2 separate regions of the Homo sapiens genome follow, and region 2 is linked to region 1. The links are chromatin contacts, found by POLR2A ChIA-PET in ENCODE. All regions are on one chromosome and are shown on one strand. Each heading gives the region's core, a stretch centred on a gene start or an enhancer-like site at or near the end of the contact. The rest is flanking DNA. Distances are from core to core; before and after follow the strand shown.

The links. ChIA-PET counts read pairs that join two places held with the same protein, here RNA polymerase II (POLR2A).
Region 2: POLR2A ChIA-PET joins it to region 1 with 19 read pairs in OCI-LY7. The contact joins the enhancer-like site here to the promoter of URI1 in region 1. POLR2A ChIA-PET finds 5 or more read pairs at or near these places in 4 of 52 experiments (H1, HEK293, OCI-LY7 and 1 more).

What each region holds. Positions count from the first base shown.
Region 1 is chr19:29,938,736-29,943,774 of GRCh38, forward strand. URI1 (URI1 prefoldin like chaperone) reads left to right here and starts at 3,504. Exons shown (of 11, transcript NM_003796.3): 1 at 3,504-3,929. The coding sequence starts at 3,813. RefSeq lists an enhancer at 3,250-3,339 and a silencer at 3,360-4,029.
Region 2 is chr19:30,591,184-30,596,017 of GRCh38, forward strand. It overlaps a transcript of ZNF536 not described here. Among named protein-coding and RNA genes, the nearest start is that of ZNF536-AS1, 77 kb to the right of the region's middle. Within about 2 kb of position 2,380, at least 2 of the 41 ENCODE cell types and tissues checked have a DNase peak (open chromatin) inside an H3K27ac peak, as active enhancers do.

The sequences.
Region 1 (5,039 bases), core at 2,254-4,753:
GCACCATCTCGGCTCACTGCAAGCTCTGCCTCCCGGGTTCATGCCATTCTCCTGCCTCAGCCTCCTGAGTAGCTGGGACTACAGGTGACTGCCACCACACCTGGCTAATTTTTTGTGTTTTTAGTAGAGATGGGGTTTCACCATGTTAGCCAGGATGATCTCGATCTCCTGACCTCAGGATCTGCCCACCTCAGCCTCCCAAAGTGCTGGGATTACAGACATGAGCCACTGTGCCTGGCCTACCATTTTTTTTTTTTTCTGAGAGGAGTTTCACTCTTGTTGCCCAGGCTGGGGTGCAATGGCATGATCTCGGCTCACTGCAACCTCCACTTCCAGGGTTCAAGTGATTCTCCTGCCTCAGCCTCCCCAGTAGCTGGGATTACAGGCATGCACCACCACACCTGGCTAATTTTGTATTTTTAGTAGAGGTGGGGTTTATCCATGTTGGTCAGGCTGGTCTTGAACTCCCGACCTGAGGTGATTTGCCTGCCTTGGCCTCCCAAAGTGCTGGGATTACAGGCGTGAGCCACTGCGCCTTGCCAATTTTTTTTTTTTTTTAGACGAAGTGTCATTCTGTTGCCCAGGCAGGAGTGCAGTGGCATGATCTCTGCTCACTGCAACCTCTGCCTCCCAGGTTCAAGCGATTCTCCTACCTCAGCCTCCCGAGTAGCTGGGATTACAGGTGTGTGCCACCACGGCGGCTAATTTTTGTATTTTTAGTAGAGATGGGGTTTCATCATGTTGGCCAGGCTGGTCTCAAACTCCTGACCTCAAATGATCCGCCTGCCTCCACCTCCCAAAGTGCTGGGATTACAGGCATGAGCCACTGCGCCCGGCCAAAGCTGATCATTTGAAAGTGTGATAAGTGCTACAAAGAAAATTTAAAAAGTGAGGTGAGGGCAGATGCCTAGAGGAGAGGGGAGGGGCTTTTGTGGACAGGAGATCAAGAAAGCCCTGTTATTATTTGAACTGAGGCCTGAGTAATGGCAAGGAGGCAACCATGGAAAGATATGGGAGAAATATTGCAGGCAGAGAGATCAGCAGGTGCAAAGGCCCTGAGGCAGGAACTAGTCTGGAGTATCTGAAGAAGAGAGAAATTGTTGTGGTTGGCTTGAGTGGTAGGGGGCTTGGTTGGAGGTGGGGAAGGTGGGTCCGACAATGCTGAATTCTAGTAGGATGTCTGGATTTGATTCTGGTTGCTGTGGGAAGCCATGGAGGGCCCTAGAAGGGAGACTGACATGACCTGATCCCCTTTGAAAAGCTCACCCAGACTGCTGAGTGGATAATAGTTTAGAGGTGTGCGAATTGGATGTCTTTGGCTGCTCATGATAGAAAATTGTCCTGGTCATTTAGAAAATTTACTGGCCTTTTAAACGGGAAGTTCAGAAGTGATGCAGACTCCAGAGCTGGTTGATTCAGCCCTGGATCAAGTTCTGTGATGCTGTCAAGGATTGGGTTCTGTTCTCAGCTCTGCTGACCACAGATCGCACTTCATTCTGAGTACTGGAGTGTCTAGGTGGTCTGGGGGGCTGTCTGATACACATGGGGCTACCTGCTTTGCACTTCCTGGCCAAGGGGATAGACTGATTCCTTATGGGAGCACTTTTGAAGAATGAGGAAGAACCTTCTCAGGAGAGGCGTGGTGGCTCTTGCCTGTAATCCCAGCACTTTAGGAGGCCAAGGCGGGTGGATCACTTGAGGCCAGGAGTTTGAGACCAGCCTGGCCAACATGGTGAAACCCTGTTTCTACTAAAAATACAAAAATTAGCCAGGTGTGGTGGCACGCGCCTGTAGTCCCAGCTACTCAGGAGGCTGAGGCAGGAGAATCGCTTGAACCCAAGAGGCAGAGGGTGCAGTGAGCCAAGATGGCACCATTGCACTCCAGCCTGGGCAACAGAGGAAAAAAAAAAGAACCTTCCCAGAAGCCTCCAGGAAGTCTCTGTTTGGACGACATCGCACACCCATTCTTGAACCAACTATTTAGAAGGGAGATGCATCACCCCCTTTGCCTGGAGCTAGGGGGTGGGTCAGCTTCCTACAGGCACAGGACTATGTGGTCGCGGGTTAAGCCCCTAAACGAGGGGAAGTGGGGTGGGCAGCAGCCGATCTCCATTACAAGGGACAAGAGTAGGGGCAGCAAGGCCAGATCAATGGTTGCTGAGGTGGCTGGGGATGGAGAGAGGATGGTGGTGGTAGAAGAGATGGTAACAATGGTCAGGTCCTGGCTGTTCCAGAGGTGATGATGGTTGGATATGCAGTGAGGAAAAGACAGGAATGAACATTTATCTTTTCCCAAGTTGTCCTTGCTTTCTTCCTTTGAAGCCATAAAAAGGAAAAAAAGGGTGGATCTGGACTTGGGAGCTGGGCAGGAGTGAGGGAAGAGAAGCAGAGCAAGCAGGCACACCAGGCTGTGACTCTGCAGGCATCTCTCTGCCTAGACTTGTCTGTATGATGTGGAACGAACACGACCCATCTTTACTGCTAGCGACTGCAGCAGATAAGGCAAGGCCACTTTCACGCAGTTAGGTTAATAGGAGGCTGTACAAAGGGCTGTAGGAGGAAGTGGGCACAGGAGTTCTAAAATAATTGGAACGGCCAGGTGTGGTAGCTCACACCTGTAATCCTAGCACTTCAGGGAATCCAAGACAGGAGGTTAGCTAAGACAGGAGGCTCGCTTAATGTCAAGACCAGCCTGGGCAACATAGGGAGACCCCGCCTCTACAAAAAATAGAAAAATTAACAGGATGTGTTGGTGCGGGCCAGTGGTCCCAGCTACTCCTGAGGCTGAGGTGGGAAGATCGCTTGAGTCTAGGAGTTTGAGGCTGCAGTGAGAAATGATGGCACTACTGCACTCCAGCCCGGGCGACAGACCAAGACTCAGTCTCTTAAAAAAAAAAAAAAAAAAAAGAAAAGTGGGGGCAAAGTTATCCTTGGAAAATTTCTTAGTCCATTCATAGCAGCATATTAAAATTAGTACAGTAGCTTAATTTATATAAGAGAAAATACAATGTGTACAGTAATTAATGAACATGCAAAATATAATTGTATATTTCAACTCACTAAAAAGGCACAGAAAGAGTTGAATTTGCTAAAATTAAATGTGCTTATGAAACAGCTCTAGTACATGAATTAAGCTCCTAGATACAGATGCAGCGCCAAACGACGGGGAGGGAGATGGGGCACTCAAGGCGACACGCGGCTCTTGTTGCCGAGCGTTTCCTGGGCGTGGAGCTTCTATAGAATGTAAGCTTTTTTTTTTTAAGGTTCCAAAGCCTATATTTAGTGCTTTCATATACGTAATCTCAAAAAAAAAAAAAGAAAGAAATATCGGCATAAAATGTAAGCTTCCAGAGGGATACAAACGCAGCCCAGCGCGGACACCGCCAGCCCCAGCCACGCGGTTCGCATCAAGCGCACTCCCCTGGGGGCGGGGCCTGCGCGAGCTGGGCGTGTCGGGGGCGGGGCCTGCGCGCTTGCTTCCGGCGTGCCGCGAGAGGCGGGGCGTGTGGGGAGGCGCGGCCGCCACGCGACGCCTGGCTGGGCCCGCACCGGAGAGGCGTCTCGGTACCTGGCAGGCGGCCTGCTACTCGGAGCCCGCTGCGGGGCGGCGGCGGCGGGGACATGCACGTGTGAGATGCGGCAGCGGGCGGCGCGGACGCGAACAGCAGCGGCGGCGGCGGGCGCGGCCTCCTGGGCGCGGGGCGCGCGGTGCCTGAGGGCGGGCGCGCGGGCGCTGGGCAACTGCCGGCCGCGCCGCCTGCGCAGGCGCTGGTTCAGGACTCACACGCCGCGCTGAGGCCCGCGGGCCCGTCATGGAGGCGCCCACCGTGGAGACGCCCCCCGACCCCTCGCCCCCTTCGGCCCCGGCCCCTGCCCTGGTTCCGTTGCGCGCCCCGGATGTGGCGCGGCTGCGCGAGGAGCAGGAAAAGGTAACTAGCAGCCCCGCGCCGCTTCCGCCTCCGCCCGCCGGGCTGCCCCTGCCTGTGCTCTGGGCCGCCGCCCCGCGTGGCCTAGGCCCAGCTGCCCGGGCCCCCGGAGGGAACGGGGATAAACTTTTGTCACGTGCTTCTGTTGTCTTTGTCTGCAGCCCTTTGACTTCGCAGCGGAGTGAGGGGTGTGCAGCCCGTTCGCCTGCCCAGGAAAGGGGGCTTCTGAGCTGAAGGCGTGCGGCAGCGCGTGGGAATTTGGGGGCGGGGGCAGCACGCTGTCAACGGAAGCGTTCGCCTTAATATTTGTAGCTTGTAATGACCTAAACATTGCTTAAAATGTGTACTGTTTGTTGCTCTTTGATTGCACGGAAAAGTTTTACCGCGTTTGTCATGATAATGCTTCCTGTGCAATATTTGGTTATTTAATATTTGTCACAATATAATGCCATTTAAACATTAAAAAAAAAAGAGAGTCTCACTATGTTGCCCAGGCTAATCTCGAACTTCTGGCCTCAAGCGATCCTCCCCCTCCTACCCTTCCCCACCTCGCCTCCCAAAGTGTTGGGATTATAGGCCTGAGTCACCGCACCCGGCTCATTTTTACAAATTTTAATTTCATCGTATAATAAATGAGTTTTAAACTACTGGTGAAAAGGGTACAAAGTTTTGTGTTTCCTAGTGGGACTTTATATAAAGAAGTATTCCCAATTTAAGAAATAGTTTTATTGTTAAATCTGATTTTTCTGTGGATTCTGTGGTCTTTCAGATTGATTCTGTCCCCTCAAGTGTCTTGAAATTGTTACTTTGAAAAGCAGTATTTAATTTGCTTAAAATATTTTATGTCATGTTTGGAAGAGCATGGATTATAAAGGGTTAGGAAGTTGCTTCAACACTATAAGCAGTTTAAAAGTTCTTAACTTTTTAATTGAACATTCCTGTATAAGAACGACTGTTTACATAGATACAAAAATATACTCAGTTCTACTAGATGGGGGTTTTGATAGAACTTAAAAAACCCTCGTTTGCTTGGAAACCACCTGTTGGGATGAACTGCGGGAATCTTTCTTTGTTCTGGTTGGTTTAAATTATTTTGTGGGTTGGATTTTCATT
Region 2 (4,834 bases), core at 1,130-3,629, 650 kb after region 1:
GCAATGGTTATGTTTGAGATGTCAGGGCAGGGATCCGAGGGTGTCCTTACTGTTCACACTTGTGCAGGACTGCCACTGCCTTCTCTCCCAGGCTGTTTGTATTAGTCTGTTCTCATGCTGCTAATAAAGACATACCCAAGACTGGGTAATTTATAAAGGCAAGAGGTTTAATGGACTCACAGTTCTACATGGCTGGGGAGGCCTCACAATCATGGCAGAAGGCAAAGGAGAAGCAAAGGCATGTCTTCCATGGCGGCAGGTGAGAGAGCTTGTGCAGGGGAACTCCTGTTCATAAAATCATCAGATCTTGTGAGATTTATTCACTACCATGAGAACAGTATGGGGGAAATTGCCCCCACGATTCAATTATCTCCACCTGGCCCTGCTCTTGACATGAGGGGATTATTACAATTCAAGGTGAGATTTGGGTGGGGACACAGCCAAATCCTATCACTGTTCCTTGGCCACCCCATTCCACTGTTTCACAGTGTCCTTTCTCTCTGAGTCACAGCCAGCTTTGATGGGTTGCTGGAGCAGTTTGAGGAAAGAAAATAGTTTGTGTTGGACTTTCAATTGCCAACTATAATTTTATTGAAGGACAAGAGAAACACATCCCTTGGAGAGGGGCACCACCCTTCAGAATTCCTTTTCAACTCTACGAAGGTGGCCTTGGAAAACTTTCTCAGTGCAGTTTGGAAAGCTTAGTACTCACATACTGACTAGGTATGGATATGTTTCTCCTGCACTTTGGAAATCTTTTGAATATTTATAAATTTAAGTATTTATTTTCATATTAAAATTAAAGGTCTATTGTCTTGCAACTAACCTGCCTTGTTCTGCCACTCCAAAACAAAACCTTCTCTAGTGTGATAACCTTTATTTATAGATGGCAACAAGCATATTTAGCAATATTATTATTCATGACCCTTGCACTAAATATCATAATCAGAATACAGATGTGCAGAGTAATTTCCATGCACAAGTCACTATGCATCAAATTCTTGCAAAGCAAAAATAGCATCCATTTTGGGATAAATTATCCATTGGTGTTGTATAAAGGTATCGAGGCAGCACAAAGGGTTTCAAGTAGTAGGATATGGAGAGACTGTTTAAATTAAGGGGTACCCAACACCCCAGGAATGCAGTGGGATTTTTTTTCCATTTTTCCCCTTCCGGCAACTTATTTGATCACCTTCTTTTGTTAGACCCATTTTTAGGATGTGGAAAGAAAATGGGTCAGGCATGTGGGTGTCTGGATACAAAGTGTGGCTGGATGAACCAAGGCCTCCTTTGCTCTAAACCCCATCTCTGAATATTTTCTTTATTTTTGTCAAGCTAAAGATGCAGATTATCAGATAAGCAGCACACCCGGGCTCAGCTCACTAATTGACTGAACAAGACGTGGTCACAGTTTATACACCATTCCATAATGGATTTTCATGTTTGTGAATCCTAACTGGCTGTGGAAATGAAAAGCAAATGTCTCATAATCACAAATATCTTCTGGGTTTTTTTTTTTTTCTAAGCCCAAAGATTAAATCAACTTTACCCCCCATTTGCCAGCAAGTTCACGGTTATAGAAGGAAGATAAATGATCGGGTGATGGACATATCCGCTGTGCTACTGTTTAGCAAATTCTTGTAAGTGATTGCTAGATATAGCGCATTTCTCACTTAGGTGTTACATGAATAATTGGTATATTAAAGAAAGTGTGAAATAAACAGGTATAACGCTTGAAATGTGTTTATTATTTTCTGAGGTTTTTCACATTCATACCATTTAGAAGCCATCATCAAGTCCAGCATCTTCTCCCATATACCTGGAGCCGAACCCTTCATTAGACCTGTTGTAAAAAGATCCTTTCGTGCAAACGCTGTCAGGTATTTATAATGAAAGTGTGGCAGATCAGAGAGGAGAGGCTGTGTGAAAACCATCAAACTGGTCAGAAATACCCACAACTGGAGGCCTACCTCGCTCCGGCCTCTTTCTCGCTGCTCTCTTCCATCTCGCAGCTCCTCCTGGTTTTCTGCTTGTCAGTATCAGATGCAATTTCAGGCCAACCCCAGCTTCCTTGCGCTGTGACCAAAACCCTTTGTGGGCAGTGGGTCTCTGAGCAGTGAGGGAGGAACCTCATGAGGCTGACTTCAGGGTCTTCACTAAGAGGCCATCCACTGTGCTGGGGATAAATTGCCCGATTTTTCAGAGAGGAAGAGATTTGGGGCAGGTTCTCCAAACCTTCTGGCTAGCTCTTGTGAATTCAGCAGCAGACAGGCCACACCCAGCCAGCAGCCCTCAGGCCTGGCTCTTATGAATGACTTCTACTTTCTGAAATGGAGCATTTCCTAAAAAGGTAGGCAGGCCCAGCACACCCGGCTGTGACTCTTTGGCAAAGCAAAACTCTTCTAGTCTTTGGCGAGGCAGCCTTGGCTCTGACCCCACCTGGCAAGAGTCCGCGGGCAACAGAGTTTTGCTGTCTTTGTTTCTCCCTCTCCTCCCTGCCCCTCACCCACCCCCTTGGAAATTTAGGACTCTAAGAACAGAGAAAAGCTATCAGGACAAGGGCTGGTCATTCACCCAACTGACAGAGACCTCCAAGGTATCAAGGCTATCTCCTTGGCCTTGAGAGCTGGGGTCTGCCAGCCTGGCTGGTCTTCAGGCACTTTGGAGAGGATGAGATGGCTAGATTGCTAGATGGAGTGGACTTTTCAAAGTAGAGCCTTGTAGACACTGAGAAGAAGAGGAAAAAAGAGTCTAGACTTAAAGATCTCATTGATTGTCCTTGGAGACAAGCCAGCCTCAGAGTCTGTCCCATGTCCCCTTTTCTTAGTCTCATCCTCTCTATGCCACGTGGAATGTCTTCCATGGGGCTACCAAGAGCTGCACTGCATATATAATATCAAACACCAAAGTTCAATGAGTGATCCAGGGACCTTTCTCTGCATTCCCCAGAAGCACAATCAATAGGCGTTCAATCCTGGAGTGCGCAGAGTCACTTGCCCTGGACCTCATCTTACGTATAGCTGTCACCATGCCCAGGAACAGGAAATGCCTATTTGACCCAGCATCTGTCCATACACGGCCAGCAGCCAGGTTCTCCTTGTGCACCTCTGTGTACTTTCTGAGGGCATGTGCAGAAAGGCAGGGGCCAGGCCACAGGGCCTGTCCCAGGCTGGTTTCCAGGGCTGCTTTCTAGGCTGGGGACCCTGGGAGTCAGGCCACAGGTCCTCCCCTCTTCTTTCCCTCCTCAGTCTCCCCCTGCTCCCCGTGTGAAAGTGGTGACCTGCCTGCCGCCTTTCTCCCTACCTCCCTCCAGCACTAGCTGCTGCCTTTTTTGCATAACTGGTAACAAATTGCTTGACTCACCACATGACATTGACTATGATGGATTAAATAGCTGCCTTGACCAGATCATTAGGCGCTCGTCTGCAGGACACCCCCGTGGAGCCTGCTGGAGAGAGGCAGGGGGCACACCAGGGCACCCCCTGGGTGAGGGGTCCTGCTCCCCTCCCTGGCTGCAGCTAGCCGGCCTGTGCTGCCTCCTCCCTCCCCACTCTTCTCCTGTTTCCCCTGCGAGAAGCCGCTGCTTGGATCCTGCATTCCATTTAGTGACAGCCGAGGCCAACGTCTGAGCCACGCTGGCACAGAGGAGCAGTGCAGGAGGACCGGGTGTGGATGTAAGGTGTGGGATTCGAGGCACCCCCTCTCCTGGAAACCTCTGTCCCCCAGCTGCCCCGAAGGCCAACCCAGGGGAGCCATGCCTGTGTGCTCAGTGCTGCCCTGGCAGCACTGAGTTCTTCCAGGAGGAGGCTCTTCTGCATCCTGCTTGGGCAGGAGGGACCCAAGGTGCAGGTGGCTGCAGTGGGCACCGCACAGAGGTAGGTCTCAAAGTGTGGCCAAGGAAGCCAGAGCCAGGAGAGGCACAATGAAGTTGGGCCAGCCAGGCCAGAGTAGTTCAGCTAGTCTGAATTCCAGGCCTGGCCCTCTGCTTTCACTGTGATTGGAGACCTTCGTTTCCCCATGTGGAGCTCAGGGGTTGGCCATTGCCTTATTACCCTCCCTCCATCACTTGGGAGCTGGCAACAGTGGTGAAAATCACGGTTCTTTTTTTTAATTATTTTTTAAGAGATAGAGTCTCTCTCTCTTGCCCAGACTGGAGTACAGTGTTGACATCATAGTTCACTGCAGCCTTGATCTCCTCAGTTCAAGCTGTCTTCTGGCCTCAGCCTCCCGAGTAGCTGGCATTACAGGCTTATGACCCCATGCCTGGCTATTTTTTAATTTTTTTGTAGATATGGGGTCTCTCTATGTTGCCCAGGCTGGTCTCAAACTCCTGGCCTTAAGCAATCCTCCCACCTTGGCCTCCCAAAGCACTGGGATTACAGTGGTGAGCCACCATGCCTGGCCAGAACTCAATGTTCTTGAACTGTGGTTATTTGTACCTCGAACTGCTCTCCCACCCAAACCACCACCTGCTTTCTCCAAGCAGTTTTTGTGGATAGAATCTTCTCTCTGGCTCTTTCAAGACCCCAACTCTGTAGGGGACCATTGACTTGCATAGTTCTAGTTGGGTGGGCCCAGGGCCTTTCCCTGACTTCCTGGAGTGTGGAGACCTGTCTGCCTCAAGAGTTGAAGTCTCTGAAACAAGCCTTTCTAGTGTCAGGACATAAGAGGCAGGGAAAGGGGAAAGCAAGCATGAGAGTCCCAGGGGAGGAAGAGGGACAACTCCTGGGAAAGGAGAGGGGGTGCAGTGGGGAGCAGGGTGAAGACAGGGCAGCCCCACTTCTATAGGACCCAGAGAAGCCCCCATGGACCCCTCACTTTAAGGCTCCAAGAG